Regions from separate parts of the Homo sapiens genome. Here regions 1 and 2 are each linked to region 3. A link is an interaction called in ENCODE POLR2A ChIA-PET data of the cell type or tissue named here. Cell type or tissue: OCI-LY7. All regions are shown on one strand. Each heading gives the region's core, and the rest is flanking DNA. Links, peaks and the distances in the headings are about the cores only.

The links. ChIA-PET counts read pairs that join two places held together with the same protein. Peaks named below come from ENCODE experiments on the same cell type or tissue, not always from the same donor. Only the 100,000 strongest peaks of a DNase experiment are listed, where the experiment ranks them.
Region 1: POLR2A ChIA-PET joins it to region 3 with 5 read pairs; 4 of 35 experiments call an interaction of 5 or more read pairs at or near these places.
Region 2: POLR2A ChIA-PET joins it to region 3 with 6 read pairs; 3 of 35 experiments call an interaction of 5 or more read pairs at or near these places.

What each region holds. Positions count from the first base shown.
Region 1 is chr9:76,586,883-76,596,865 of GRCh38, forward strand. LOC105376095 (a long non-coding RNA gene) reads left to right here and starts at 6,026. Exons shown (of 12, transcript XR_007061586.1): 1 at 6,026-6,391. In OCI-LY7, for the core only: no CTCF peak of the experiment used is centred there; no DNase peak of the experiment used is centred there.
Region 2 is chr9:76,641,388-76,652,241 of GRCh38, forward strand. It overlaps PRUNE2 (prune homolog 2 with BCH domain), which reads right to left. Exons shown (of 19, transcript NM_015225.3): 12 at 3,352-3,522. It overlaps LOC105376095 (a long non-coding RNA gene), which reads left to right. Exons shown (of 12, transcript XR_007061586.1): 7 at 807-899; 8 at 1,058-1,291; 9 at 3,331-3,592; 10 at 8,566-8,643. Among named protein-coding and RNA genes, the nearest start is that of PCA3, 120 kb to the right of the region's middle. RefSeq lists enhancers at 2,184-2,233, 2,244-2,353. In OCI-LY7, for the core only: a CTCF peak has its summit at 7,494 (motif pointing left); no DNase peak of the experiment used is centred there.
Region 3 is chr9:76,466,799-76,478,070 of GRCh38, forward strand. The region is part of intron 2 of GCNT1 (glucosaminyl (N-acetyl) transferase 1); the gene reads left to right. Among named protein-coding and RNA genes, the nearest start is that of GCNT1, 13 kb to the left of the region's middle. RefSeq lists enhancers at 3,689-4,350, 4,275-4,364, 4,385-4,454, 5,166-5,435, 5,786-5,865. In OCI-LY7, for the core only: no CTCF peak of the experiment used is centred there; DNase peaks (open chromatin) are centred at 4,283, 5,583 and 6,303; H3K4me3 peaks cover 6,012 bases; H3K27ac peaks cover 6,910 bases.

The sequences.
Region 1 (9,983 bases), core at 210-8,209, 120 kb after region 3:
AGAGAAGATCAATATTGGCTCACCTGGAGGCGGGGGATGATCCAGGAAAGGATCTTAAGCTTTAAAGACAGAATAAACAGGAGGTAGGAAAGAAAAAAAAATGAGCAGGGGCAGGGAGGCATGAAACTCACGAGAAATCAAGCAGATGGGGACGGCAGGAGCCTGAAGTGAGAGTCAGGTTGTAGCTGGGGATAAGGATTAACAGTGGAAGTCAGACCAGAGAAGACTTTTATGTCATGGTGAAAAGCGGACCATGCATTTCTCCTGAGGCAGCACATGCATTGCTTGTGGACTGCTTTCAGTCTGCAGATGGTGCTTTCATTTTGGCCCTCACAGTGTTTGAATAAAGTCTACAGGCGTTTAAGCCTCTGGTTCACCCCAGGCTGCACTGCTCCCTATTGTTTAATGCTTACCAGATATGTTCAGGTATATGACCTGGATGTGTGGCATCTAGGAAGGAGACTGGGTGCCACTGCAAGGTTTAGACAGGGAAGGGACATTGGCCACACTTGATTTTTTTTTTTTTAATTTGTTTTAGAGATGGGGTCTCATTATGTTGCCCAGGCAAGTGATGCTCCCACCTCAGCCTCCTGAGTTATTGTGATTACAGGCACATGCAACTGTGCCTGGATGAATTTTAGATAAAGTTCTCTAGAAACAGTTTCGGAGATGGACTTGAGAGAGTGACACTGAGGCAGGATGATCAGTTCAGAGGTTATAAAAATGGCAAGATGTGTTTACTATCTGAGCAGTAGTAATAGAAGAGAGGAAAGGCCATATTCGAAAACCATGTAAGAGATAAAATCACTAGCAGAGGGTGAGTCTCTGGAGGTGAGGAGGTAGGAAATGGTTTTCTTCCCACTTGTCACAGTGAGGCATGCTTTGCAATTTCTGTATCAGTTCTAATTCAAGGACACAGTCAGGCTGGTGCACACAAGTGTGGGCCACAGAGATATTGGAAGATGGCATAGAACCAAGTGGGAAAAGAATAGGACCTTGGCTCTATCTAGAAAAGAGCTTCAGCTTCTCCTGGCAAAGCTTACACTAGTGAGGAGAGTTTGATGGTCAACACCAAACCCAGCTATAGATCATTGCAAGTGATCATCTTCAGCAAATGCTGTACAGAGATAGTTATGCTGATGTTACTGGTTGGTAAAATAGTGTATTAACTCCTTTAATTTTTTTGGTCATCTTTACAAATTGAGAGTTAGAAAGTATATGAAGATGTGACATCTGAAATCAGTAGCCAGTGTCCTGGTCCTGAGCATAAGTAGCAGTCACCCTAGTGACCTTAAGATTAGGACCCAACCAAGACCTTTCTGAACAGGCCATGCCTGAAAAAAGCAGATTAAAGGACTACAGCCTTTACGTAGTCCTTCAATCATATGTAGCATGATTTTGGGAGACCCAAGGAAGGGGCCCATCTAAAATCTAGGTGATTCAATGGCAAATCTGTGAAAGCCATTACTTCAGAATTCCCACCAAAAATTCCCACCAGACTTGCCTTTTTGGCCTAAGTTTTGGTTGGTTCTTAAAATGCAAATATCCTTGGGAGGGATAAACATTAAGCTTTATTGGTCACTTCCACTTTTGTATGAATGAGACAGTGCTTTCCTGACTAGGTCTGTTAAAGGAAGAAGCAGAATCAGATGCTTGAGTTCATGTAAAGAAATGCCCTAAAGAAGAGTGAACCAGGAATGGGGAATCTACATATGAGGAACAGAGTAGGATGTAGAGCAGAGGTTAGCAAACTTTTTCTTTCTTTCTTTCTTTCTTTTTTTTTTTTTTTGAGACAGTCTTACTCTGTTACCCAGGTTGCAGTGCAGTGGCATGATATTGGCTCACTGCAACCTCCACCTCCTGGGTCCAAGCAATTCTACCTCAGCCTCCTGAGTAGCTGGATTATAGGTGCCTACCACCACACCTGGCTAATTTTTTTGTATTGTTAGTAGAGACGGGGTTTTGCCATGTTGGCCAGGCTGGTCTCGAACTCCTGACCTCAGGTGATCCACCCGCCTCGGCCTCCCAAAGTGCTGGGATTACAGGCGTGAGCCACCGTGCCCAGCCCAAACTTTTTCTATAAAGGGAACATAGGCAATATTTTACTCTTTGCAATGCTTATTGTTTGCATTGCAAATACTCAACTCTGTCATTATAGAGCAAAAGAATGAGCATGGCTCTTAGAATAAAACTTAATTTACAAAAGTGAGTGGTGGCAGGCAAAATACGGCCCAAGGGCCACAGTTTGCCATCTCTTGTACAGAGGTAAAAAAAAAAAAAAAAAAAAAAAAAAATAACCATGGGCCTTGGAGACAGATAGACTTGAATCCAAATCCTATCTCTAATAACTACTAGATATATGGTCTTACGAAAATTAGTTGATCTCACTAATCCTCCTTTATCTCAAATGTAAAGTGGGATAGGAATACCGACCTCCAGTATAGCAATAAAGTCGAGAGAAGATTCTAAATATAAAGTCTTTAACGTTGTGCCTGGCACATGTAGACACCCAACAAATATTAGTCCCGCTTCTCTACTTTGACTTTTCCTTGAGCTGACATTGTTCAAAGTATGTGGGTGTGAATAAATTCTTTTTGGTCATTTGATTAACTGGTAATCAAATGGCAGATCCTAGAGAAGTAGAGTATGAACCAGGATATTTCTGGGATCCCATGTTTCTTGGAGTGATAGGATGAGACTTACTTGAGATGTTGCATGAAGTTTGGAAGTTACTAAAGGGAATTGAAGATTCTCTGTATCAGGACATCTTGGTTGCAAGCAAAATAAATTGACTGACTAATTGAAACAAAAAGTAAATTTACTGGAAGAATACGGTGCAGCTCATAAGATCCAAGAGAAGCCAGATAATTATATTTACAGCTAATGAAACAGCTGAAAGAGATCTTGGAAGAAGAATTTCGTATCAGTCTTGACATGGCTTCTAGAAAACTAAACCTTTTATATTGAAACATTTAGCCCAATATGCAAGACCCATGGAGAATTCAGATTGGATGAAGTTGGTGACAGGTCTGCCCCTTCACTGTTTTGGAGGGGGAAGACAAAGGATCTTGGGCAAGGATCTTCCAGGGGACTTCCTTAGTGGAAGAGCCGGCACCTGGATTTACAAACTGGTTGAGTGAAACTAGATTGTGGTCCCCATAGTCAGCACTCATGACAACAAAACATATCAGGATTATTGGATTATCAGACTCAACAAAACATATCAGGATTATTGGGATGAAAGGCCCCTTGTCCATCTGCTAAGGATTTCCCAACCTTGGCACTGTTGATGTTTGGGGTAGGGTAATTCTTGGTTGTCAGGGGCTGTCCTATGCACTGTAGAATGTTTAGCAGCATCCTGGTCTCTACCAAGTAGATGTCAGTAGAAGTCCCCCTTCCTCCCAGTTGTGACAACCACAAATGGCTCCAGGCTTTGCTAAATATCCCTAGGGAGAGCAAAATCCACTCCAGATTGAGAACTGTAGGGCTGGCTCGCATCCTGGGGATTCCTCTCAATGTCCAATATGCCTGGTTTGGTCTTATGTAACCACTCCCTTAAAGACTTGGTTGACCCAGAGGATAGGTTCAATTTAGTTCTTGTGATCCACCCTGCTTCCTGAGAGGATTCTTTATTGTTGAACTTACCACAAAATATTTAATGAACATTTTATTATGACAATTCTAACCATTCTCAAGTTCAGGTAAGGCTTGCATCTTCAGTGGCCTAGACACTCAAAAGCGAATGCATAGATAAGCAAATAAATATACGAATGGAAAGGACAGAAAGCATACATCCAATTTTATCATCTGCACAGTAGCTGTTGTAGTTCTTTCCTTTGCTCTACCCTAAACCTAATGCCTATTCTTCCTTTCTGATTTCTTCTGGGGGAATTACCACTCCCTCTTCCACAAATCATGCAGTCATGGGGGATTATAAAACCAGGTCCTCCTCTTCTCCTAAAGAAGCCCAAGGTTCCTGGGGGATTCCTGCCCCAGAGCCTTTCTCTAACATTGCCATACCTGTAGTGGCAGGCATGTGACCCAAGCTTAACCAGGTGGAATTTTCTCCCAGGAGTATGAGTGTGAAAGTGGCAAGGAAAAGAAAAGGGAGAAAGGAAAGGAATGGATGAGTGTGGAATGTTGGCTTCCAAAGGGACTTATAGAGCATCTGCTCCATTGTCCTCACTGCCTTGAGAGGCAAGTGGGGCTCAGCACTATGAGATGACTTTCCTAGGTTGCTGTGTAGGGAAAAAGTGGAGCTGATGGGGTCTTTGGGGAAGGAAAGAGAGAGAAAAAAAGATGGAGATGGGCAGAAGAAGGAGAGGGAAACCAAGCAAGAAGGAAGGGAAGGTGTTTCTCATGAAGGGAAGGTGTTTCTCTCATGAAAGAGAGAGAAAAAAAGATGGAGATGGGCAGAAGAAGGAGAGGGAAACCAAGCAAGAAGGAAGGGAAGGTGTTTCTCATGAAGGACGATGGTGTGGATCCACTCACTCATGACCCAGGGCTGTGGCTTGCCTGCCAGACCTTTGGGCTCTGAGGGAAATGAGACAATCTGGGCTTTGTCAACTCATGGACAACCTTCCACGTCTTCTTTGAAAATATGTGAGGCTGGACTTGGCAATAGCTTCCTCTTTGAAACAACAATTACTCCCATTACTGCCAATTCTTATTAAGCTCTATGTGCCCTGGCTATCAGGCCATTGCATGTATTTCTTCACTGATTCCTCCCAGAAAGCCAATGAGATAGATGATAGTATTGTCTCTATTTTATAGATGAAGATAGTGAGCATCAGAGAAGTTAAGTAACTTGTCTAAGGGCAGAAACAAAGTTTAAGCCAACACAGTTGCGAAACCCCTGACCACAGACAGTGGGGGGATTTACAGCTTAGATCCTGCTAGATCCAGGCCCTGGAGAAATGGAGGTGAGGACAGGAGAGTTCCTCATCTCCTGTTCCAGCTCAGACCTTGTCCTATCTCTATGCCTTCAGCTCTTTAAGCAGGACTTAGCTTTTCGAACTTGATTTTGATCTGGCTTTGGAAATGCAGCTGCCTTCTGCTGAAATGGTCCCACTCTCCATCTGGTGAATTAACTTGCTTTTCATCTCCTCCTCCCTCCCTTGGCCTGTGGGTCACCGGGCTACTCGATAGCACCTTGGCCAGAGAATCAATGGATAAGGAAGGGAAAAGAAGGAAAACTTAGCTCAACTCTTGTTACCTGAGGCAGCGACTGAAACCAATGCCCACAAAGGGGGTTTTGTATTTCCCATGAATTTAAAATGTTTCTGTCACTCATGCTACCAAATGTCCTGAGTTGGTGATCCAAAAAAGAATGCCGTCATTGTGCAAACAGGGCAATTTATAAGAAAATTCTTCACAGCACACAGCTATGCAGTAAAACCTCAACCCCAAGGAGCTCATTGCTAAGCTGTTTCTTTGTTTCTCCTGCCTTGATTGGGGGTGGAGGAGAAATGAGGGAGGAGTAGCACTGCTGAAAAGCCCAAGACCTTCAGGAGGTCCAAGTCCTGCCCCCCACCCTCTTTGTGGGTCAGTTCATGCCCCCCATGGCCTCTGTGCTACTCCCTCATCCCTACCCCCTCATTTTCTTTTCTGTCTGCCATTTCTAGTCCTGGTCAGGGAACATAAAAGCTTGGTCTTGAAATTGAGATGTCTCTATGCCAGAAAGTTACTAACAAATTACAAGCAGCTGCAGTCAACATTGGCTTCCGACAGTCTTGACCATTTGGGAGAATGTTTTCTGGTGGGGCTGGCAGTCAAGAGGAAAAGGAGGCCATCCTCATCAAAAGGGCAGCACGCATCTTTTGAAAACGTTCTCTTTTCTTTGCTTCTCTTTCCTTCTCTTTTTCCTTTCTTTTCTCTTGCTTTTTTAAATGCTCTCCCTCACAGAAGGAGGGGAGCCACTATTGTGCAAGAAAATTCTCTATTGGCTTGCAGCTTAGCGGTGCAGTAAAAGTTTGCTCACATGCTGAGGGGCAATTCCATTTTAGCTGAGGGGTGATTCTATTTCAGGCCTCAGGCTGAGAGAGAAACAAGAAGGTGAAAGTTCCTAATGTCATCAAACAAAATTACAACAAGTTTAGTTTAAAGATCTTAATTGGCTTTTATTTGTGATTCTAGAATCAGGCAATTCAGAATCTGCCTCATTCTATAAAGTAGAATGTTGTGATGAGCTGGGAAGAGGAGGTTGGTTTTACAAACAGAAAGGAGCTGAGGAAAGCAGAAACAGAGAACCGGTGGATTAGTCGTTTCAAAGTTACCTTCATTATAAAGATCAAGGCAGAGGGGATTTCCTCATCATGCTCATTGAGACTGGCCTGTTTGGGGATTTGGCTGTTATCTCTCTCTCTCTCTCTCCTATTTATTGGAAGTTCAGGTAAGCAACTTAGTTTTGGCTTGGTGGTATGGAACATTAGCATGAGTGACTCTATTTTGGTTTGATCTGTTGGGACTAGTGCAGGAGCTCATTTCAAACCAGTGGCCTCCTGTACATTTTATTTAACACTAATTTTGACTGAATTTCTTTCTTAACTTACTCTTCTTGAAAACTACTTCTTCTTCTTCTTTTTTTTTTTTTTTTTTTTTTTTTCAGAGGGTCGCACTCTATCACCCAGGCTGGAGTGTGGTTGTTACAGGAAAGGGGTCCCGATCCAGACCCCAATAGAGGGTTCTTGGATCTCGCTCAAGACAGAACTCAGGGTGAGTCGATAAAGTGAAAGCAAGTTTATGAGGAAAGTAAAGGAATAAAAGAATGCCTACTCCGGCCGGGCGCAGTGGCTCATGCCTGTAATCCCAGCACTTTGGGAGGCTGAGGCAGCGGATCACGAGGTCAGGAGTTCGAGACCAGCCTGGTCAATATGGTAAAACCCCATCTGTACTAAAAATTCAAAAATTAGCCAGGCGTGGTGGCACGTGCCTGTAATCCCAGCTACTTGGGAGGCTGAGGCAGGAGAATCCCTTGAACCCGGGAGGTGGAGGTTGCAGTGAGCTGAGATTGCGCCACTGCACTCCAGCCTGGGTGACAGAGCGAGACTCCATCTCAAAAAAAAAAAAAAAGAAAAAGAAAAAAAAAAAGAAAAAGAATGGCTATTCCATAGACATAGAAGCCCAGAAGACTGCTGGTTACCCATTTTTACAGTTATTTCCTGACGATAGGCTAAACAAGGGGTGGATTATTCTTGCCTCCCTTTTTAGATCATATAGGGTAACTTCCTGACGTTGCCATGGCATTTGTAAACTGTCAGGATGCTGGTGGGAGTGTAGCAGTGAGGACAGCCAGAGGTCATTCTAGTGACTGTCTTGGTTTTGGTGGAATTTAGCCAGCTTCTTTACTGCAACCTGTTTTATCAGCAAGGTCTTTATGACCTGTATCTTGTGCCAACCTCCTATCTCATCCTGTGAAATAGAATGCTTTAACTCTCTGGGAATGCAGCCCACTAGATCTCAGTCTCATTTTACCTAGCTCCTATTCAAGATGGAGTTGCTCTGGTTCACACACTTCTGACACAGTGACACCATCATGGCTCACTGCAGCCTTAACCTCCCAGGCTTAAGTGATCCTCCCACCTCAGCCTCCTGAGTAGCTGAGACTACAGGTGTGTGCCACCACATCCAGCTAATTTTTGTATTTTTTGTAGAGACAGGGTCTCACTATGTTGCCCAAGCTGGTCTGCTGGTCTTGAGCTCCTGGCTGCAAGCAATCTGCCTGCCAAAGGCCAGGTGTGAGCCACCGTGCCCGGCCTATTCTTAGACACCCCTTGAATGCCAAAGTGAATTAAATTTTCAACTCTATTTTCTCCTCCTTTGATCTTCTTTTAAAGATTTTGGGGGACATATTATTAATATGTTTCTAACATTTCATCATAAAAAGTCTCAAAGAGAGACAGAAAAAAGGTTACACTGCATCCTCATCCACTCTGGGTAATTTTAAAGCTAGCAAAAGTAGGGAAATAAGTGGAATTAAATAACAAACGGGGGGAGGGGGAACAAGATTCTCACTTTAGAATTCTCAATAATAAAGGCATCTCAGCTACACATTGACATGTAAATTAACAAGACTTTCATCTTTTTGGGGCTCGGCCTCTGGCCCATATCCTTAAAATGGGTCTTTAAAAGGAAGGCTCCTATTAGATGCTCTTTGTGGTCTCTTCCTTGCCACAGGGATTCATGATTATACCAAGGGCTTGGATGGTTGGAAGGCAGATGAAACCTGAGATTTGAACAGAGCCTCATAAATCTGTTGTTAGAAAAGCCAGCCTGCAACCCAGTTGATAACATCCTGGGGAGCTGCAGGTAGGACCCAGAGGAGGGAAGAGAGAGTGTGGGGCAGATCAGAGAAAGTTGTCCCTTGCCTCCCAGGGGTTAAAGTCAGCGTCTAGCCTGGGAGATAGAATCTTCAGTGGTCTAGACCAGACCAGAGCTTCCTGAACTTCAACAGCCCCAAAAACAACCGACCTGGGAATCTTAAGATGCAAATTCTGATTCAACAGGTCTGGGGGTGGGGGTGGGGGTGGGGCTGAGGGTGGGCGGCACTGAGAACCTGCATTTTTATCAAGCTCCTAAGCAAAGCCAGCTCCTAAGCTGCAACCTATGCAGGCTCTGAACTTGGTTTTAACACACTATTTTCGCCTTAAAATTTTAAATGATTTTTAAATTTGAACTTGTATTTTGTAAGTCTGATGGGGCAATCCAGCCAGCCGGAGACTAGAAGAGATCCACGCAGTGCAGTAGGAATATGCGTGGCCACAGTCTTTTGCGTTCCATTTGCATATAGTACTTGAGATGTCCCATGAGTACAAAATTTTGGTGGGAGTTCAGCAAGTCCTAAGCGGTGTGTTAAGGCTGTGACTTGGTAAGGTTTGAGTCACTGACAGCCTGGAGAGGCCATGCTTGCCATTGGTACCAGAACTTGCTATGAACACAGAAGGAAGGCAGTGATGTTCTAAGAAATATGAATGACCAAGAAACCCTGTCATATCCCTCCTGGGTTACTTCCCTATATTAGCCAACCACGGATGCTAAAATGATGACATAGAAGAGAAGGGAAAGTTCTTTTTCCTTTCAGTCCTTCCCTATCCTTCAGGAAGTGGAAGGTACTGTGAGTAGAATGTGTGCTTGTTAAGAAGTAAAACAAAAACAGTTGAGTGCCTTTATTTAGTGTTTCCACTGTTCTGGTAAGAACAAAATACACCTGTGTGTACAAGTTACAAAATACAAGTTATGTTATTTCAATGATTCCACCTTAGGAATTAAATGCTTAGATATTTGCATTTAAAACTGGCATTGCTTGATAAAAACGATGAACGGTAAATCCATGTTAGTCATTAAAAATGTTTTTTTAGTTAGAATGACATTAAATGGGCCGGGCACGGTAGCTCACGCCTGTAATCCTAACGCTTTGGGAGGCTGAGGTGGGTGAGTCACCGGAGGTCAGAAGTTCGCGACCAGCCTGACCAACGTGGCGAAACCCCGTCTCTACTAAACATGCAAACTTTTGCGGGGCATGGTGGCACACCCCTGTAATCCCAGCTATTCGGGAGGCTGAGGTGGGAAAATTGTTTGAACCCAAGAAGCAGAGGCTGCAGTGAGCCAAGATTGCACCACTGCACTCCAGCCTGGGCAACACGAGCGAAACCCAGTCTTAAAAAAAAAAAAGAATGACATTAAATGGCAAATATAAAACACCATGACAAGTTGAGAGACTGTGGAAGAAAGAGAGAAGCTTAACATGTTTGCAAATGTAGTGGCACTTTCCCCTGCTTTTTGAACAGGTGCCCATATTTTTATTTTGCATCAGGCCACACAGATTATGTCGCCAGCCATGCTCCCAGTTGATGCTGATGCTGCCAATTCACAGACCACACTTTTTTTAAAAAAATTATTTTTTATTGTTGTTGTTGTTGTTATTGTTGTTTGAGATGGAGTCTAGCTTCCTTGCCCAGACTGGAGTGCAGTGGCGCAATCTTAGC
Region 2 (10,854 bases), core at 2,855-10,854, 180 kb after region 3:
GGCTTGGGAGATATTTCAGGTAATACTGTAATTTTTCTATAGCTGCTTCCTGCTAAAAAAAGTTTAAATTTAAATTTAAAAAATCAGATAATACTATAATTGCAAGCAAAGTGCAATAACTAGAATGCATAGGATCAATCACTTTTTGCCCCTCCCAGATACCTTGAAGGGGTCAGCTAACCCCTCAATTTCTATTCTCAAATATGCAGCTTACTCTAGTAAAGTTTCCTGTTGGCAACAGCATAATTCATTTGAAGTCTGGTTTTTAAAACATTTCTTTCATTAGACTTTCTTCTCAATAAAGGTGAGGTGAATTCAAGGTGTATGTGCTGGGTGGGGTGCATGAGCAACCCCCCCCCAGGAGTCTCCTGAGACCCTCTGAAGCAAGGACGCAAACCTTACCTGAGTGACACAGACAGGCATGAAAGGGATGTAACACAAGTTTGCTGGCCAGCAATGGAATGGAGACAGAAGGAAAGATGTCACAGTCGCAACCAAAACATACACACACACACACCAGCCAGCAACTCTTCTCCTCATTCTTTCCAGGGTCATTTGTCCAGCAAGACTTCAGAGAAGGTTACCTGAATCTCCTATAATGAAATAAGAGAAGTAAAAAAAAAAAAAAAAGAAAAGAAAAAGAAAAGAAACTCCTTGTTAAAATTACTTGGCATTATTGTTCTCCATTATTTAAATGGGTTTCTCAGCTCCAAGTTCAAAAAAAAAGCCAGTTCTAGCCTCAGAGGGACCCCGTACTGTTGGCTGAGCAAAACCATTCAAACCCCTCTTTGCTTTTATTTATGCAGATGGCAAGGATATTGCTGTTGGCTCATAGGATGTGAACAGTGGTGTTGAGATTACCCTCATTTGGCTGATGATGTCATTGAGGCCCAGAGAAGGTAAGTAATGTACCAAGGTTACAGACTAGTAAGTGACAGAGATGGGTTTTGAGCCCCATTCTTCTACATTGTGTGCAATAGCTCATATCAAGGTCACTAAAGCTGAAGACTGAATTATTTATTCAAATACTGCCATCATGCACCAATATTCTCAACAGGTAGGACACCTGGCAGGGCCTGGCTTTGGGGCTAACTTCTGCAGCTCTTTTGATTGCCCCCACCTTACAGTTTTTGGCACAGAGCACTGTGTAGCTGGCACTTCTCTACTGGCCCGAATGAGAAAACTTCCTCAGAGCAAAATGTCAAGCACCAAATAAGATTCATGTTTACTGTGAAGTGATTGCTGCTTTTTAAATGCTTATCAGAAGCCGAAGGACAAACTCAGTAGGTTGGTAAGTAAGGAGATTTTTCATCATTATGGTCTAAGAGAGTGCTGTAAACTCCTAATGTGGAAGACAAAGCTTTAGCAAATTCAGAAGTAACATCTGAAGTATCTTTACCTACAGAGCACAAAAGCTGTTCAGGGTGTAGGAAAAGGTGGCATCTCTCTAAAGTTCCGGATGGGTGCAGCCAGAGGCACATTTCATGCAGGCTGGTGCCTGGAGAGGGCCAAGGCAGGGCTGGGGAGAGGGGAGGTGGCCTTCTCTTCAAAACAAACCAGACAGTCACACAGACAAAAACTGAGCTTGCGACACAGAATGGAGACGAGCAAATGGCAAAGGGAGGAGGTGGCAGGGACGGAGAGCACAGCAAACCAGGTTAGCCCTGAGGGCTCAGGTGAATTGTTACAAGACTGTGACAGGCAGAAGCAGTGGCTTTTTCCCAACCATCAGTGCACTGATGATAATCATTCTCTCCTGATTCAGACAACAGCCCACCTAAAGAACAAGCAGGCGAGTCTACTGGAGTATTAGCAGATAACTAGCCCTAGAAGAGCAGCAGGACCATGAGCTTCCTTTCAACACAGGGACTCTGCATTTAGGAGCTGATGTTTATAGGGCTTATCACTGGGTGACTTTGATGTGACAGACATTTTAATTTTTTAATACTTTTTAAAATGAACACAGACTACTCTTACAGGCAGCCTTTGTTTTGTTTCTATTTTCAAAAAGAAAACAAACCAAAAATATCTGATGGGTGGTGCAAAGGAGATGTGACCTGGGAAGATGGGGAAGATTGAGTGTTCCTCTTATGGTTTTCACATAAAAACAAAAGGGTTGACTCTACAGCCAGCTGTGTGTCACTTGCAGCAAGATGGGGCCAACTCTCATTCTGAAGGGCTACGGGCATGATTTCCCTTAGAGGAAACTGCTCCTGACCCCACAGCAGCTCTCAGCGGGGCATATTTCCATTTCAGGTCAAACAGTAAGGCAAGACAAAGAAAGGCCATGGCCAGGGCCAGGGACTGGCATTCACCTTTGCTACAGTGGTCAGGTTCCCTGGGTGGTCCTGATACTTATGTGGGGGTAGCAATGTATGGGATGGAAGGTGAAAAATCTGCTGGCGGAGAAAGGTTTGATTGAAATAACAGATCAGCCTTCTGCTTGTTATAATAGAAAACAAAAGCAGTGTTTTGAGGCAGTGCTAAGACTCTCATTTCCCTGTCCTCATTAAGGAAGAGAGAACTGAGAGAGCAACAACTGCCTTGTCAGCTCACACTCTTTCTGAACAGCTGGGTGGTTACAGTGGCACCTCAGGCTCGGGAAAGGAAGGCACGCAGCAGAAGAATCAAAATGCTGTCGAGGTTTTCTGAAGTTGACAATGTTAAATGTGTTGCTTCCACTCATCTGACTTTTTGTGACTCCCAAATTAATCAAGGCCACATATGCTCCAGGAGCCCTCAAGAAAGTGCTGGAAATACAAACACACTTTTCTCTCTCCCTTGTCTCTCACCAAACAGGTGGAGGCTTTGACTGGGGTTGGCTGTTGTCAGGCCTAGATTTAATGTAGTTTACTAGTTTACAGAAAGGCAAACTTCAGTTAGGGGAAACAATTACCAGGCTAAGTCTAAAAAAAAAATCCCCAAAGCTTCTGAAGAGGATTCAAAAGGCCATTTTGTAATGAGAAGCACCTCGGGGGTAGTGTTATGACACAGGCCATGGTGTCACATACTCTGTTCAGTTCAACCGTACAATGGACTGATAAGAATGCCAAACAGACATTTAAATTAGACAACTATGACTTTCAATAAATTTGCACAAGATGATCGCTATCAGATATGTAGCATGAAAAGCCCGTTTTATATTGGAAAGTTGTCTTTGCCTAGTAGGATTTCAAATGTTTATTGAATTGAATATGAGGAAATATACTTAGCTCTATAGTTCCCTGAATATTGGCTCTAGAATAGGGTCTTTGAGATGTCATGTTCCGGAGAAGTCTAGACTCACTTCATGATTTTAAATAAAATGGCTGCCCCTTCCCCATTTCCCAGATTCATGCTGAGCTCGACTACCTCCGTGAGAAATGACTCTCCTGTAGGGCTCGATGACCTTCATGTCAATGCGCTGCTCTTGTTCTCCAATGACCACTGTCCTCCAAAGCCGGTTGTCCTCCCGTTCCTCTTCGGCCGTATATTCTGGAATAGACTCTGACTCTTGGCCAGAATCTTTGTTGGCTGTGGGATCTTCTGGAAACAAAGCACAGAGCAAGGCTGAAGGAGCAAGACCTCCACAGTGCAGCTAAACAGCCAAATGGTAAGCTTTACAATACAGTACTCCTACGGGCAGCCTTTGTTTTGTTTCATCCTGCAGAAACAACCTGATCAAAGTCCTTGTTTTGTACAGCCTTTACAGAGCTTAGCACTATCCTGACCATATAAAGTACACTCAATGAAGTCTTCTTTTATTAACTGAACAACCACATCCATTGCTAAGGCCATGCTGAGGGGGAGACTAGGTGCAAAACTTAAGCTGTCTTGCATGGGTAGTGGTCCAAGGACCAACTCATCCTTGATCAGGGTAAAGAAAGATTGCAGGTCTTTCTAATGGGGTGAAAGGCTGTGTACTAGACTCAGAAAATCTTGGGGTTTTGGGGCCACATCTCTTCAGTGCTCAGAGTCTTTTGGGGCCCTCAGCTTGGAATCGTGATGATACTACAAGCCAAGACTCCTACTCTAAGACTCTTACAACTGGGCTGAGCCCCCTATTGGGAGCATATCTGGACATAAATTTGATATTACTTTCTATGTACTGTTTCAAAATATGCCACACCAAGACTTTATAGTGAGAAACAAACAACTTTGTAGACCAGAAATGCTCCAAGACCCCAAATGCACAAGACTCCCAAATTGATGGGTGCATAAGACAATAAAAAAGCCTACTGAGCATCCTCTGGGAAGAAATTTACTCTTGTGCATTTAAAAAAAAAAAGTAACCATTTTTATTAAAAAAATAAGCAGCAATTGTTTCCATTTTTACTAGAAGTATTAGTAGAGCTTAATGATGGTTATTCTTTGTATGTTTAAGTAATCTGAAAGAAAAGATTATTTATAACCTTCACAATAATTCCAAGACATTATCATTCTTATTTTTCCATTCCTGGAAAAGCACCATTGAATTTACACTGCATTTCACTTCTTTCTATGGCACTTTGATGATAATAACAGCACTATTGTGTTAAGTATTGACCTTGTACCAGGTACTAGTTGGTATTAAAATGGTCATTATACCATTATATTATTATACCATTGGCATTATATGCAAAAACTGACTCTGAAGTGGTTTGCCTCAGATCACAGTTACTAAACAAATATAGTCAAAACCTTTACCTTTTTCAGCCCTTCTAATCTACCACATTGTACCTTGAATGTGTGATTCTCTTTCTTATTTATTTTACAAAGAGACTGTGAGTCCCCTGGGCTAAGAAACTGTGCCTTGAATAACCTTTAATATTCACTTCCAGCAACCCACTCCCTACTTAGCTTACAAACTTACTCAGAGCACTCAAAAACAATTGGGAAGGTGGGTGAGTAAATTAAGAAAAACTTGGATAGTTTCCTGGAAATGGAGCTAATCTGTAAGGAAGCCACAACACTGCCATTATGTTCTGGAAGAATCTGCAATTATATATTCAGAAGTGTCTAATTACCAGTGACTTAGATAGCAAAATGAAGTTCGGTTGGGAAGCAATCCTAGCCTTTTTTGCCAACACCAACAGCTACCACCACCTACAGAGCCTTGGCTCACTCTGGCTTCCACTGTGTTCCCACCAGCATGCGGCAGCTTATCAAGGACACAGATCATAAACCACTGGCTTCAGGCCAAGCGTCGTGTCCCTTGTGCAAATCCACCCATCTCTTTGGAATCCCTTCCTGCTTCTTCCTTCCTACATGGGTTAGGACCCTAGGATGCTAATCTTATATCCCTTCCTGGAACTCAATTTCCCATCTGGTCTCTACTCCCCCAGAACTCTGGATTCTGAAGCAGGTTTGTATTCTGATGCTCTTGTACACACCCTCCTTTCCCTCTAGTGAACTTTCCATCCACCAGACCCTCTTCATCCTGTTTGGTACCCTCTGACCTGCTCTAGCTTTACCCTGGTCATCTCTGTGGGGTGAACGTAGGGTTGTTTTGTTTTATTTTCTGCAAATTTTATTAAAATTCCCTTATGTAAAAAATTTTTGATTGGGTGTGGTGGCTCAAGCCTGTAATCCCAGCACTCTGAAGGCCAAGGCAGGTGGATCACTTGAGCTCAGGGGTTCAAGACCAGTCCTGGGCAACATGGCGAAACCCAGTCTCTACAAAAAATACAAAAATTAGCTGGATATGTTGGCATGTGCCTGTAGTCCCAGCTACTTGGGAAGATCACGTGAGCCCAGGAGGTTGAGGCTGCAGTGAGCTATGATGGTACCACTGCACTCCTGTCTGGGTGACAGAGTGAGACCTTGTCTCAAAAAACAAAAATTGTATACTACTTTCTTTATTATGGTTATAGTAAAACACATATCACATAAATATAGTCAACTGATCTTAGACAAGGAGCAAAGGCAATACAATAAAGCAAAGATAGTCTTTTCAACATAGTGCTGAAATAACTGGGCATCCACCTGTAAAATAATGAATCTGGACCCAGGCCTTTGATCCTTCACAAAAGTTAATTGAAAATGGATCATAGACCTAAATGTAAAATTCAAAACTGTAAAACTTTTAGAAGAGAAAATGTAACTGGCCTTGGATGCAAAGATGACTTTTTAGATACAACACCAAAGGCATGATCCATGAAAGAAATAATTGATAAGGTGGACTTCATTGAAATTAAAACTACTATATAAAAGACAAAAATCAAGAGAATGAGAATAAGAAGACAAGCCACAGACTGGGAGAAAACATTTGCAAAACACATATCTGATGAGGACTGTTATCCAAAATATACAAAGAATGCTTAATACTCAACAATAAGGCCAGGTGCAGTGGCTCACGCCTGTAATCCCAGCACTTTGGGAGGCTGAGGTGGGTGGATCACGAGGTCAGGAGATCAAGACCATCCTGCCAACATGGTGAAACCCTGTTTCTACTAAAATACAAAACATTAGCTGCGCATGGTGGCATGCATCTGTAATCCCAGCTACTTGGGAGGCTGACACAGGGGAATCGCTTGAACCCAAGAGCTAGAGGTTGCAGTGAACCGAGATTGCGTCACTGCACTCCAGCCTGGCGACAGCACGAGACTGTGTCTCAAAAACAACAACAACAACAACAAAAACTCAACAATAAGAAAATGGGCAAAAGACCTGGACAGGTACCTCACAAAGAAGATATACAGGTGACAGGTAAGCATGTGAAAAGATATTCAATATCATGTGTCATTACAGAATTTCAAATTAAAACAATAGCAAGATACCACTACATACCTATTAGAATGGCCCAAATCCAAAACCCTGACACCAAATGCTGGTGAGAATGCAAAGCGACAGGAACTCGCATTCATTGCTGGTGGGAATGCAAAATGGTCCAGCCACTTTGGAAGAGTTTGGCAGTTTCTTACAAAATTAAGCATACTCTTACCTTACAATCTAGCCATCATACTCCTTGGTAATTACCCAAATGCACTGAAAATGTATGCCCACACAAAAGGCTTCACATGTATGTTTATAGCAGCTTCATTCATAATTGCCAAAACTTGGAAGCAGCCAAGACGTCCTTCAGTAGGTGAATGGAAAATAACCTGTGACTTGTCCAGACAATGGAATATTATTCAGCATTAAAAAGAAATGATCTTTCAAGCCATGAAAGGATATGGAGGAACCTTAATTGCGTAAGTGAAGGAAGCCAGTCTGAAAAAGCTGCATATTGTATGAGTCCAACTACATGGATTCTGGAAGAGGCAAAACTATGGAGACAGTAAAAGCATCAGTGATTGCTAGGGGTTGCGGGAAAGGGAGACATAGGCAGAGCACAGAGAATTAAGGCAGAAAAACGATTCTGTATGATACTACAATGGTGGATAAATGCTGCCACTATACATTTGCTTAAACACATAGAGTGCACAACTTGGAATCGTGATGATACTACAAGCCAAGACTCCTACTCTAAGACTCTTACAACTGGGCTGAGCCCCCTACTGGGAGCACATCTGGACATAAATTTGATATTACTTTCTATGTACTGTTTCAAAATATACCACACAAAGACTTTATAGTAAGTGAGAAACAAACAGCTGAACCCCTCATGTAAACTATGGACCTTGGGTGATAATGATGTGTCAATGCAGGTTCATCAGTTGTAACAACCCAACCACTTGGCAAGGGATGTAGACAGTGAAGGAGGGTGAATGTTTGTAGAGAAACAGGTACAGGAAAACTCTGTACTCTCCGCTCAGATTTGCTGTGAACCTAAAGTTGCTCTAAAGAATAAAGTTCATTAATTTTTAAAAAGCAAAAAGCATTAATGAAAGTACCAGGAATACAGACATGCTTCATGAAAACAATGAGAATGACCAATGCCACTTATCTGTTACTGTGTGATGTGTATTATTCTTCCTCTGCACATACACAGACACGTTTATTTTTCAAAGAGTATGATTATTCTATATATTCTGCATGTTCTATACAGATTGTTCTATAATTTGTTCCTATCATCTATTAAAACAGTACAGGTTTGAGACCAGCCTGGGAAACGTGGCAAAACCTCATCTCTACAAAAAAATATACCAATTAGCTGGGTATGGTGGCACATGCCTGTAGTCCCAGCTACTCAGGAGGCTAAGGTAGGAGGGTCACCTGAGCCTGGGTGGTCGAGGTGGCAGTGGGCTGAGATTACATCAGTGCACTCCAGCCTAGGTGACATAGTGAGGGCCTGTCTTAAAGTATAGATAGATAGATAGATAGATGATAGATAGATAGATAGATAGATAGATAGATAGAATAGGCTTTTTGTCTCAGTAAATATAAATCCTGCTCATTTTTAAGAGTAGCCCTCAAGTATTCCATTTTGCTGATGTCTTATAGTTTACCAATTCCATGGACACAACTATTAAAGAAAATTGCTTGAAAGAGAAGACCAATTGAATATATTTGATAGTGAGCTTCACAAATTTTCCATAAGCAAAATTGCATTGTGAGCAAAAACCCTGGCAGAGGTGTTTGGTCATCAGCTACTGAATAAAACAGGCAAATGGCCTGAAAACCTTTAGGCATTTGGTAGAGTAACGCTTACTTTTTTTTTTTTAGAGTCTCCCGCAAGTCAGGAAAACTGGATAAAAAGAGGCCTAAATGTGAGCAAGAGCTATCATGTTTGGCTTCAAGTATGTAAGTCCAATCTGGTAACAGACCCTTTCCCATTCATTGTTAGCATATTCACTGGGAAGCAGCATGGGCCAGGAACTAAGGGCAACAATGAGCTGTGTGACCTTAGGCAAATTACTTAACTTCTCTGTGCTTCATTGTTCTAGTTATAAAATGAAATAAATTAAATGAAAACTATATAATGAATTATATAATATAATGAGGTATATAATATACAATGAAAACTATATAAATGAAAAATATATAGTACAAATATATAATATATAATGAAACATATATAATGAAAATATATACACGAAAAATATAATATAAATGAAAAAGTATTCATTAAAAGAAAATAAATTATGGCCCAAATGTTTTTGAAAAACTATACCTTAAAAACCCCTATTTTGTTTAGAATGTACATTCCTGGTTCAAAATGGTCGCGTGAGAAACCTAAGAAACAGGCTGCTTTCAAGCATTTATTTCATACTTCAGAACTCAAACATATTTATAATCCAACCCTCTTATACAGTCACTTATCCATGTCCTCATGTTTACAAAATATAGCTATTCAGAGGCACTTTGTGTTTTCAAAGTTTCAACCTCTGACTATATATCTTTCATTTGAAAATTAAGGTAGATTTAAAAATTCAACTTAGTTTACAATTCTGTCCTTTGCATTTAAGACCTAAAACAGGGTTGTGGCCATTAAACTGGTTCTTTCAACACAGCTATGTTAACTACATTAAAAGAGCCATGTCAGCAAGTGGCAGTGTTAATTACCAGCTTGCCCAGCCACCACTGCTTTGCTCGACAGTTTTACTATGTTTAAAAATAAAAGGTTCAGATGTGGTGTGACAAAGCTCTCCTGACAAAAAGGAAGCAAATACGGAGGCAAGAGAGGGGCCAGTTGGGTCATGCCACAGTCTTCTGTGGGATTTTGTCAATATATTAGCAGGAAAGGAGCAGGAGCTGGTAGGGGCAACTGGGATGGATAGAGGAGCTGCTGAAGACTCTCTGGGATGACAGGAAATAGTACAAATTCCAGACCTTCTTTCACCTCCTATTTGTGTATTTCAACCTACAGAATCAACTACCCAGATAACTACAGAAATTCACACATGATAAAAATGCAATATAAAATCTCTACTTACACTAAAGAACTTACTCATGTAACCAAATACCACCTGTACCCCAATAACTTATGGAAAAAAAAAACTCTACTTAAGCATAATAGACTATAAAACAAGTCGTTTAGCCATTTCCTTTTTGAGGAAATAAAGCCTTAAGCTCTGTCAAGGTAGAGTCTGAACTGCACTGCTCATGTCGGCTCAATGACCATTGGTTGAAATAATTAGCTAATTTGGTGAATTTTCTAATTATGCTCTTCTAGGAGTGGAACTGCTAGAATTAGCATGTCTCTAAAAGTCAGGCCACCACTTAATTGTGGCACTGTATTGCTTTTAAGATTGCGTGAATTTTAAAAATGAATAAAAGCAATAGCTGTGTCCCAGACTCTCTCGCTTTCACTTTCAAATATTATAACTTCAGAGAATTCCACCCTGGCTAGAACTGAAACAGAAACTACATAATGCCATTTAAAAAAAAATGATTGTATTTGTACATATTTCTTAAACCAGATTTCATAGAGTAAGAGAAAGAACTAAAGAAAGACTGAAGTTCATATCAGGAGTGTCAGTCTTGGATGATCTGAAAACTTTTAATTATCTTCTTTTTTATCATTTCTCTCACTCCCCCTAAACCATCCCTTCCTTCCTTCCCACTTTATTGGAGACGCAGGATCAAATATAAAGTCCTTGCTCCTGTGGAGCATACATTCGAGTGGTAAGAGAAAGACAATAAAGATGCAAACAAATAGTTAAATAATACAATTTGAATTAGTGATACGTGGAAAATAAAATGAACACTGGGACAGAGAGTGACTAGGTGGTGGGAGTCGGGAAGTGGGAAGCATCTTTGATTACAGAGGTCAAGGAAGACTTCTCTGAGGAGGTGACATCTGATTAACATCTGAATAAAGAGAAGGAGTCAGTCACGTAAGGATCTGGGGAAAAGAACATTGCAGATAGTGGGAACTTATACAAGAAATTGGCAAGCTCTGATTTCTCTTCTTCAAATTTTATCGTCCTGATTAAATTCTCTTCCCCTGCAAACCCAGCCCCAGGTTTCTTGTAACACAGCATGTAACAGTCTTCCCTCAGCCCCAGTGCC
Region 3 (11,272 bases), core at 1,479-9,478:
AAAACCATTGGCTGAGTTTGGGGTGTGTCTGTGTGTGCAGTCAGATATTTCTTCAGCCAGCATTTAGTAAGCATTTTCTAGTGCCAAGCTTTGTGTTTGGCTCCCTGGAAAGTGTTATGAATGATGATTACCTTGAAGCTTGGCCCTGTACACCTGAAATAGCCTTGCACCACTTTTTCTACAAATTGCTTCCTACCTTTGACCTTACAGGCTTGTTAACTAAAGGCAGTAAATGCTCAGCTGATCTTTTTTTTTTTTCTTTGAGATGGAGTCTTGCTCTGTTGCCCAGGCTGGAGTGCAGTGGCACGATCTCAGCTCACTGCAACCTACGCCTCCCAGGTTCAAGCGATTCTCCTGCCTCAGCCTCCCAAGTATCTGGGACTACAGGCACCCGCCACCGCGCCCAGCTAATTTTTTGTATTTTTAGTAGAGATGGGGTTTCACCGTGTTAGCCAGGATGGTCTCAATCTCCTGACCTAGTGATCCACCCGCCTTGGCCTCCCAAAGTGCTGGGATTACAGGCGTGAGCCACCTCACCCAGCCTCAGCTGATCTTTTGATGGGCATCAAAGCCACTAGGGGTGACAGTCCTGGAGGGGAAGGACCTTTTCAAGCCCCTTCCACATCATGCAGGTTCATGTTCCATGTCATGGTTCTCGGTGTTGGCTATACATTAGGAACACCTGTGGAACTTTTAAAAAAACCTGACACCCAGGTCAAACTCTATATCAATTCCATCAAATCTCTGGTAGGGGGACTCGTTATTGGTCCTTTTTGAAAGCTCCCTGGTGGTTGCAGTGTACAAACCAGATTGAGAGCTACTTGCCTGTTGAGTGGCCCTGAGTCCAGTTAAAGCCACTCTTCTGTGTTGAGCTCCAGCCCCTGCTGCCTGGAGTTTACTGCATTTGTCAGTTGTGTGGAACAGAAAATAAGGCTGAGACCAATTGTGTAGGACAGAAAACGAGGTTGAGATTATATTGGTATCCAAAGCAGGAAGCGAAGGACAGTCCTTTGGGGGTGTTGAAAGGAAGTGTAAGAACCTCTATTTATAATTTTATAAGCATTTAAGGTCAAGAATGCCAGTGGTCCCTCTTTCAGTGTTTTTTTTTTTTTTTTTTTTTTTTTTTTTGAGACAGTCTTGCTCTGTCGCCCAGGCTGGAGTACAGTGGCACAATCTCAGGTCACTGTAACCTCCACCTCCCAGGTTCAAGCAATTGTCCTGCCTCAGCCTTCTGAGTAGCTGGGATTACAGGCACATGCCACCATGCCTGGCTAATTAGTAAATACAGGGTCTCACCATGTTGACCAGGCTGGTTTCGAACTCCTTAACCTCAGGTGATCCGCCTGCCTGGGCCTCCCGAAGTGCTGGGATTACGGGCGTGAGTCACCGCGCGCCGACCCTCCTTCAGTCCTGTGTCTTGTACGGTGAATGTGGTTTCTAAGGTGGATAAGGAGGCAGGGATTCCTTGCCTAGCTGGAGCCCTGCTCACCTGGCCATCAAGCATACTGTGAGATGTTGCAAGTTAGGAGCTATAGAGTGTCATCGAGTTGTTTAATTTTAGAAACACAAAGGCTTTAAATTAGAGCATCTCAGGTTAGACTTGTCCCTGAGCGGGTGATAGGTGTACTGAGATACTGCATTTCTCTCAGCCCTCTCCCTTAAGCCAAGAGAGCTGAAGCTGATGTTTGATGGTTACCTTTTGGTATATATGTCATGGCATGAGAAAGAATCACTGCTTTAGTCTGTAGAAGCTTTGTCGTCCTTTGCCATGCCCTGGGGAGGGAGCAGGACCATCCTTTGCACCCATCAGAGCATTCCTAGTTCTTTTGTTGCCAGATACGTAAGAGTGGTTGAGTTTACAGGTGTCTGCATCTCTCTTTAGCAGAAAGATGGGGTTTCAAATGTGTTGCCTCTTTCCAATTTTGCTATGCCTATCAGTAGTCAGATATTTTGGGGAGAAGGGAAAAATCCAAGGTAAATGTGAGGTTCTTACAGTGAATTACTTTTCAAAAGAAATTTCTGCTACCAAGGGGCATTTGGGAAGTGGCTGTGTGGAGAAGTTTTCATTGTAATGCGAACATATTGCCAAAAAATATTGTACATTTGTGAGTTATCAAAGCTCTCAAAGGAAAAAAAATTAAAAACTGGGAAACAGAATTGTCATACTACTTTAATTGAAAAGTAACAATGAGTTTTTAATCCATTTGTTAACTTTATGGGGCACCTGCAGACTATTTTGATTAGTCTTTACAATTGATTGAAACCCACTGGGCAAATTTCGCCAAAAAACTATGTGATTGGTGGATAGAGGAAACTAAGTGTCAAGATTTAGGTAGCAGAGCCAAGAGTGCACTACTATAATTGAAGTAATAAGTTTTATTGCATCCTCCAAGTTTTTGAATTATGATACATGTAATTTATTAGTACAATAGTGAGAGACAGGACTAGCTGGATTTCCTAGGCCCACTAAGAATCCCTAAGCCTAGCTGGGAAGGTAACCGCATCCACCTTTAAACATGGGGCTTGCAACTTAGCTCACACCCGACCAATCAGGTAGTGAAGAGAGCTCACTAAAATGCTAATTAGGCAAAAACAGGAGGTAAAGAAATAGCCAATCATCTATTGCCTGAGAGCACAGCGGGAGGGACAATGATCAGGACATAAACCCAGGCATTCCAGCCAGCAACGGCTACCCTCTTTGGGTCCCCTCCCTTTGTATGGGAGCTCTGTTTCCACTCTATTAAATCTTGCAACTGCACTCTCTTCTGGTCCGTGTTTGTTACGGCTTGAGCTGAGCTTTTGCTTATTGTCCACCATTGTTCTTTGCCGCTGTTGCAGACCTGCCACTGACTTCCATCCCTCTGGATCAGGCAGGGTGTCCGCTGTGCTCCTGATCCAGCGAGGCGCCCATTGCCGCTCCCGATCGGGCTAAAGGCTTGCCATTGTTCCTGCACGGCTAAGTGCCTGGGTTCATCCTAATCAAGCTGAACATTAGTCACTGGGTTCCACGGTTCTCTTCCATGACCCATGGCTTCTAATAGAGCTATAACACTCACCGCATGGCCCAAGATTCCATTCCTTGGAATCTGTGAGGCCAAGAACCCCAGGTCAGAGAACATGAGGCTTGCCACCATTTTGGAAGTGGCCTGCCACCATCTTGGGAGCTCTGGGAGCAAGGACCCCCTGGTAACAGTAGTAGATACATAGAATTTTTAAATAAACATACTTATATTAAGGGTACTCTTAGGGTCTATACTAAGAAATTTTGCATGCTTGTCATTAAAAGCTTTGAGTCCAAGTCCTGTGTGTGTGTATATGACTTTGACTCTAAGTCAAGTGTAAATGTAACTGTATAGATATGCCATGTATATAATGTAAATAAAATATATACATATATTTATAAATAAGGCAGTCTGAAAACTTGCTTGCTGGTGAACTTTAAAACAGCCTCTTTCTCGTGATATACCCCTCCAGTTTATCCAGTGGAAAAGAAAATTACTGCTGGATTAAAAACAAGTGCTTAGGCTAGGTGTGGTACCTCATGCCTGTAATTTCAGCACTTTGGGAGGTCGAGGCAGGCAGATCGCTTGAGCCCAGGAGTTCGAGACCAGCCTGGGCAATATGGTAAAACCCCATCTCTACATAAAAATACAGAAATTAGCTGGGTGTGGTGGTGTGCGTCTGTAGTCCCAGCTACTCAGGAGGCTGAGTTGGGAGGATTGCTTAAGCCCAGGAGTCGAGGCTGTGGTGAACTGTGATTGGGCCACCACATTCAAGCCTGGGTGACAGAGCAAGACCCTGTCCCAAAAAAAAAAAAAAAAAAAAATGCTCAAACTAAAGAGTGATAAATACATTGTATACATGTCTTGTTTCTCTTGAAATGTGTACATTTTATCATTCCATAATGTATACATCTATCAAAACATCACATTATACCCCATAAATATATACAATTATTATTTGTCAATTAAAAATTAATTTTTTTTTAAAGCCACTTAATGTGCAATTTGCAGACGTCTTCTGGTTAGTCCAAGATTCAGCGGGGGTCAGGTGATCAAGAATTTCCTGAAATCAGCAGCTGGATCCAGGAATGGGCTTAGGACACCATCCCAGACTTTGGGGCCCGCCAGGCTTGTTTGTCCTCTTCATGTAAATGCAGAACTTGCCTCTGAAATATGCCTAATCCTTTCATATAGGTGGAGCCCCTGATCTCATCCATTGTCTACACATTTCTCACATCTGTTATGCTAACCAACACAGTCCTTGTATTCACCTTGTGAGGATCTGGTTCTCACACTACTTATGCTAATTAACAAAACCTCTGGTTTGCAATTAAAAATCCTGAAGCACATGCTATATCTGCTGCTGGAGTGCCCACCACCATGGCTGGCTGATTTTTGTATTTTTAGTAGAGACGGGGTTTCACCACGTTGGCCAGGGTGGTCTAGAATTCCTGACCTCAGATGATTTGCCCACCTCGGCCTCCTAAAGTGCTGGGATTACAGGTGTGAGCCACTGTGCCCTGCCACACTTGTCTGTCTTTATGCCTTTGTTTCTTGTAATTTATGGGACCACAGACTCCACCCCTATACTGAAGACCTAGTAATTGCTCCCAGAATTGCTCCCAGGAATGTGCTCCTGCCTGGGGCGCTTGACTTCCACAAACCCCAGGGTATAGATAAAAACCCGTGCATGTATGTCTCACTGCTATGCAGAAGTGTTTTTCAAGTCAGAAATAGACAGCCCACCAATTTTGTTGTTGATTACTTGTGGCAGAAAACTTATGAGTTCCCTGAAAATAAGAGGCATGGCTATAAAAATACAGGATTTAAAAAAACATGTATAAGTGGAAATTAGTACCTTTAACATAAGTGTTTTCCAAAGACATTTCTGACCATTTTGAGGCATGTCCTCTGTGCTGTATTCTCCTATTAGGAAAGACACCAGTTTTTGATGGTAGATGTGATTTTGCAGCATGTCAGAAGTTAGCATTATGAGGTAGATTGGTCATGCTCAGTAATATTATTTTGGGTCAAAATAAGATGTAAATTTTTTTTTCTTTTGAGACCAGTCTCGCTTTGTTGCCCAGGCTGGAGTGCAGTGGCATGATCACAGCTCACTGCTGCTTCTCCCCAGTCAGCTCAACTGGTTCTCCCACATCAGCCTCCCGTAAATATTTTTTAAAAATGGACTAGGGGCTGGGCATGGTGGCTCAGCCTGTAATGCCAGCACTTTGGCAGGCTAAGGCTGGCAGATCACTTGAGGTCAGGAGTTCGAGACCAGCCTGGCCAACATGATGAAACCTCGTCCCTGCTAAAAATTAAAAAAAATAGCCAGGTGTGGTGGCGTTCGCCTGTAATCCCAGCTACTCAGGAGGCTGAGGTGGGAGAATCACTTGAACCCGAACCCGGGAGGCGGAGGATGCAGTGAGTCAAGATCGCACCTCTGTACTTCAGCCTGGGCAACAGAGCGAGACTTTGTCTCAAAGAAAAAAAGGAAATGAGAAAAGAGAATGTGTGACTGACACCACAAAGAAATGTCAGATGTCTCTTTTGGGGTTCTGTGGGTGGCCCTCCCTCCCAAAAAAGTAGAATTGAGTGAAGGGAATGCAGTAGAGCGTGAAAGAACACATACCCACAAGGGTGAAGCTGCAGGCTCTGGTTAAAGGCAGCTTTCCACTAGATCTTGACCCTTATGCCCCAGGGCCTCAGCTTTTTCTTGAGTTACAGAGGAGGGTGCAACTTGGGGCTAGATGGACTTTTTTGTTATGGACTTGCCATATGCTCTTCTTGTAAGTTTTCTTTGTCATGTAAGTTTGAGAAATGCTGAATACCATGTCTCTGTCTTTAAATATTTACAGTAGACCTGACTGTCTTAAGGGCTAAGAAATAAGGAGCCAAACCAGCAACAGAGAATCTTGTCTTTCTTTTCTTTTCTTTTCTTTTCTTTTCTTTTTTTTTTTTTTTTTGAGATGGAGTCTCGCTCTGTCACCCAGGCTGGAGTGCAATGGCGTGATCTCAGCTCACTGCAACTTCTGCCTCCCAGATTCAAGTAATTCCCCTGCCTCATATTCCGGAGTAGCTGGGATTACAGGCGCCTGCCACCATGGCTGGCTAATTTTTGTATTTTTAGAAGAGACGGGGTTTCACCACGTTGGCCGGGGTGGTCTAGAATTCCTGACCTCAGATGATTTGCCCACCTCGGCCTCCTAAAGTGCTGGGATTACAGGTGTGAGCCACTGTGCCCTGCGACACTTGTCTGTCTTTACGTCTTTGTTTCTTGTAATTTATGGGACCACAGACTCCACCCCTAGCCTGAAGACCTAGTAATTGCTCCCAGAGCTGCTGTTTCCAGCAACACTAGATGCTTCCTGAAGTTTCTTTCAGCTCTACAATGGATGCATTGTTCTAAAAATAGTTTCTAACTATATTGACCAAGCCTATAATTTCCTCCAGAAACCTCAGCATATAACCTCTGAGTGAATTCCTGGAGAGCAGGGAGCATGTATTATTTATGTTTGTATTTTTCTCCCCAGAGCCTAGGAATCTATTTTGTATAATAGATTCTCAGTATAGAATTGAGTATATTGAAGTATTTGTTAGTAAACTGGAAATATGGATTTTCATTTTTGAAGTCTGAAAAAGTTACCCTTAGACATGAGCTCAGATTTGAACAAAAGTCAAAAAAGGGAAAATAATGAATAATAATACATTGCCAATATTAAGGGCTCATTATTTGTCAAATACAGTATAAACATGTTACAAGTTAGCTCACTTACTCTTTATAAAAACTCTAAGGTATATATGATAATTTCCCCAATGAAATTGTTTAAAGTTAATTAGTTTTTTAAAAAAACAACAAAAACGCTGAAGCTAGGAGAGGCTAAGAATTTGCTGAAGTTTGGGTTGGGGAATGATGACTCCCAGGTCTCCTGCTGGGGCAGTCCGGTTGGAGAGCTGAAATCATTGCCACTGTACTCTTCTGTGTCTCAGATGTAAACAAACCCAAGAGAAAATATTCAGGACTGGGCACAGTGGCTCACACCTATCATCCCAGCACTTTAGGAGGCCTAGGTGGATCACTTGAGCCCAGGAGTTCAAGACCAGCCTGGGCAACAGTGCAAGACCTTGCCTCTACAAAAAATATAAAAATTAGCCAGGCATGGTGGCATGTGCCTGTACTCCCAGCTACCCAGGAGGCTGAGGTAGAAGGATCGCTTTGAACCTGGGAAGTCGAGGCTGTAGTAAGCTTTGGTTACGCCACTGCACTCTAGCTTGGGTAACAGAGCGATACCCTGTCTCAGAAAAAGAAAGAAAAGAAAAGATTCAGCCACTAGTAATCAAAGAAATCACAAAGTGAAACCTTGATGATGTACCATTTTACAGTTGCAATATCGGCAAAAATAATTATACAGTATATTCATATACAGTCATTTAACATTATATATAATTAAAATGTATAGTAAATGTAGAGAAAATGGTATCCAGATGTTACTGGGGACAGTATAAGTATCGTTTATTTGGAAGGCAGACAAGAGGCACAGAAACTTACAAGTAGTGACCTAAAATCCTTATTCCTGGGAATTCCAAGGAAGTCCTTTAAAAGCAAAGCAAAAACAAAGCTATGAATATACAAAGCTATTCATAGTTCATATTTATAACAGTATAATTTGGAAATACCCTTAATATCCAACCATAAGATAAACTAATTGTGACAAAAACAAATGATATTTTGATAGCCAATAAATCAAAAAAGAATAGAAAATGAAATCCCTGCTGCTATTACATCTGAGCAAAAATATAAGTGTATTGTGCAATGTTACGTACCAGAAGAGAACATGGAACGTGAACGCAGAGGATGTGTAAGTGAAGTTAGATTGTCAATGGATTTTTGTTTTTGGGAAATTATATGCTTTGCAAATATATTTAATTGGAGCTTATTTTGGAGAACTGTCACCATTTTATCCCAGTTGGCAATTTTTAAAGAAAATTACTGAAGTGAACATAAAAAATGGAAACATTTCAGAAGTGTTTGAATAAACATCCCCTCTCCAAAAAAGAAGATCCTCACTGAATAGTTTTGGGTGTGTGCTTCTCAGTTTTTCCAGTGCATGTTTATAATATATTTATCTGGAGGCTGGTTTTTTTGTTTGTTTTGAGACGGAGTCTCGCTCCGTTGCCCAGGCTGGAGTGCAGTGGCACGATCTCGGTTCAAGCGATTCTCCTGCCTCAGCCTCTTGAGTAGCTGGGATTACAGGTGCCCGCCACCACGCCCGGCTTTCTCTGAACATACTGAGGTGCAGCTCATCTTTGAATACCACATCATCTCACATACCTCTTTTCATGTCATTACAATGAGAATTACTTCATTCTTGGCTTTAGTGCTAATTTCAAATTCAATAACTGTACCAAAATATAATTTAGATGATGTGGAAATGGAGAATAAAGATTGCCGCTCAGGTTTATGAAGCTGTTTAAAGGGCACATTCACAGCTTAGATCACAAATCAGTCCCTGAGGGTTGAAGAGGTTGCTCTGATGTGTCTTAACACTGAAGCCTCCAAAAAGAGAATCTGTAACATTCATATTCGCAGGAAGATTTGGGGGATTCCAGAGCTCCTCTCTGGAAAAGACTATGAGCTATAAGGCACACTTAACACAAAGCATCCAAGATGCTGCCCTACATTTTTTGGGAGAAAGGAAGTGGATTTTGTAATATTTGGACATTTGATGTTTTTTATTTTTATTTTTTGAGTTCATGCTAATTGAATAGACCCACGGAGTAGTGTGGGAGACAAGCCTGAGACTTGACCGAGGCCACTAAGGGCTCTCCAAAGCACCCACATGGATAGCTTCACGGAGACAGAGTGATGTGGGATTCAGTGCTGAAGTGAGAGACGACGATAATTCCTGTTTATTGAGCATGTGCTGTGTGTACCAGTCACTGTGCTTGGCACTTTACAGATTACTTAAACATCACTGAACAAATGAGAGGAGTCATTACCATATCTCCATTTTTCAGATGAGGAAACTAAGGCTCAGAGAGGTTAAGCAACTTGCGGAAACCATGCATTTAGGAAGTAACTAACATAGGCTATGTCTTCACTTCTGTTTGACTTCACACTTCTGTTTTGCTCCGTGGCCTCCAACAGTGAATGATGTTGATTTCAAAGAGGGGCAATCATTGTGGTTTGGGAAAGGACCAGAGGAAGGAGTTGAGCTGGATTTTGAACATGTAGAGGAAATTGGGGAGACAGTGCTTTTTATTTTTGCTAATGGTTAGCCTTTTGCCATCTGGAATAAGGATACTTAATCTGACAGTCACATTTAGCAAACTGAAAATCCAGATTTGAGGGCTATCTCTAAAAACAAGGAATCTAGAATTTGGGAACTAGCATTTCTAAGACCAAGCCATTTAGGAGGCTCAAGTACTTAAAATTGGGACCGTTCAGAAAACCCAAGACGTGTGGCCCATGTGACACACAGGATGGGTGACCTCAGGGCCAAAAACCCAGGGCCACCTAATCTTTAAGAGGGGACAAAATGAACTTTAATTTTCCAATCCAAAATTTTGTTTCCATAAAACCGTGGTGTTCTATTTGGTATTATAAACTGCCTACTTTTAGATTTGAAAAAAAAAAAGAGAAAAAGAAAAAAGTCCATTACTCTTCAGTGTGGAATTTCAAAGTAGACAATGAGATCTTTTATTCTCATTTTTGGCCTGCAATGATAATGAGGTTGAAGATTGCTATTTAAAAAAAAAAACACTGTTTGTTTTCTGTATGTATATATAAACAGATATTTCTGCTCAAGCCCATCAAAGTCAGCCTCTGCAAATGAAGTCTCCTGCCTGAGAGGACAGGTTTTTTCCATGTAAAACTGTGTTTCGCTGTTACTTATACTTTAAGCAAATTGGGGTAACAGTAAATGTGCACAGGCAGTCGGAAACACACTGGCCTTTTGGAGAAACTTGGACAACCTTTGTTCTTTTATCTCTAAACTTTCATGACACTAAACTCAAAAAGGTTATTTTTCAGACAACCTGCGGTCATACCTACTTATATTTCCCTTATTCTAATATATTGTTCTTCACTGTCTTCTCTTAAATTAATTTTATTTATTTATTTATTTGTTTAGACAGAGTCTTACTCTGTCACCAGGCTGGAGTGTAGTGGTGCAATCTTGGCTCACGTTTGAAACCTCTGCCTCCCAGGCTCAAGCGAGTCTCGTGCCTCAGCGTCCCGAGTAGCTGAGATTGCAGGTGTGCACCACCACGCCTGGCTAATTTTTGTATTTTTAGTACAGACGGGGTTTCACCATGTTGGCCGGGCTGGTCTCGAAATCCTTGCCTCATGTGATCTGCCTGCCTTGGCCTTCCAAAGTGCTGGGATTACAGGCACGAGCCACTGCGCCCAGCCTCTTAAATTAATTTTTAAAAGCCTCTTCTGGGGCCTGGAGTGGTGGCTCACGCCTGTAATCCCAGCACTTTGGGAGGCCGAGGCGGGTGGATCACGAGGTCAGGAGTTTGAGACCAGCCTTGCCAACATGGTGAAACCCCGTCTCTATTAAAAATACAAAAATTAGCTAGGCATGGTGGTGCGTGCCTGTAGTCCCAGCTACTCAGGAGGCTGAGGCAGGAGAATTGCTTGAACCTGGGAGGCAGAGGTTGCAGTGAGCCTAGATCATGCCACTGCACTCTAGCCTGGGCGACAGAGTGAGACTCTGTCTCCAAAAAAAAAAAGCCTCTTCCATGTAACATTCTTCATCTCATTCACTTACCTGCTCTGAAGGTGCATCTAGTCACGTCGTAGTAAGACAGCTGCATCTTTTAAAATCATAACAAAGAGACTGAAAACTCCCAAGGTTAAATCTGAGGAAATTCAGTGCATTAAGCATATTTGCACTGTTGTGCAGCCATCTCACCCTAGCCATTCCTAGAACTTTTCATTATCCCAAACAGAAACTGTACTCATGAAAACAGTAGCTCCCCATTCTTCCCTCCCCCAGCTCTGGAAACAACCATGCTACTTTCTGCCTCTGCGCATTTGACTACTCTAGGTACCTCTGTAAGTGGAATCCTAGTGAGAGGTGAAGCCAGCTGGGCTTCTGGGTTGAGTGGGGACTTGGAGAACTTTTGTGTCTAGTTAAAGGATTGTAAATGCACCGATCAGCGCTCTGTGTCTAGCTCAAAGATTGTAAACGCACCAATCAGCACTCTGTAAAAATGCACCAATCAGCGCTTTGTAAAATGGACCAATCAGCACTCTGTAAAAT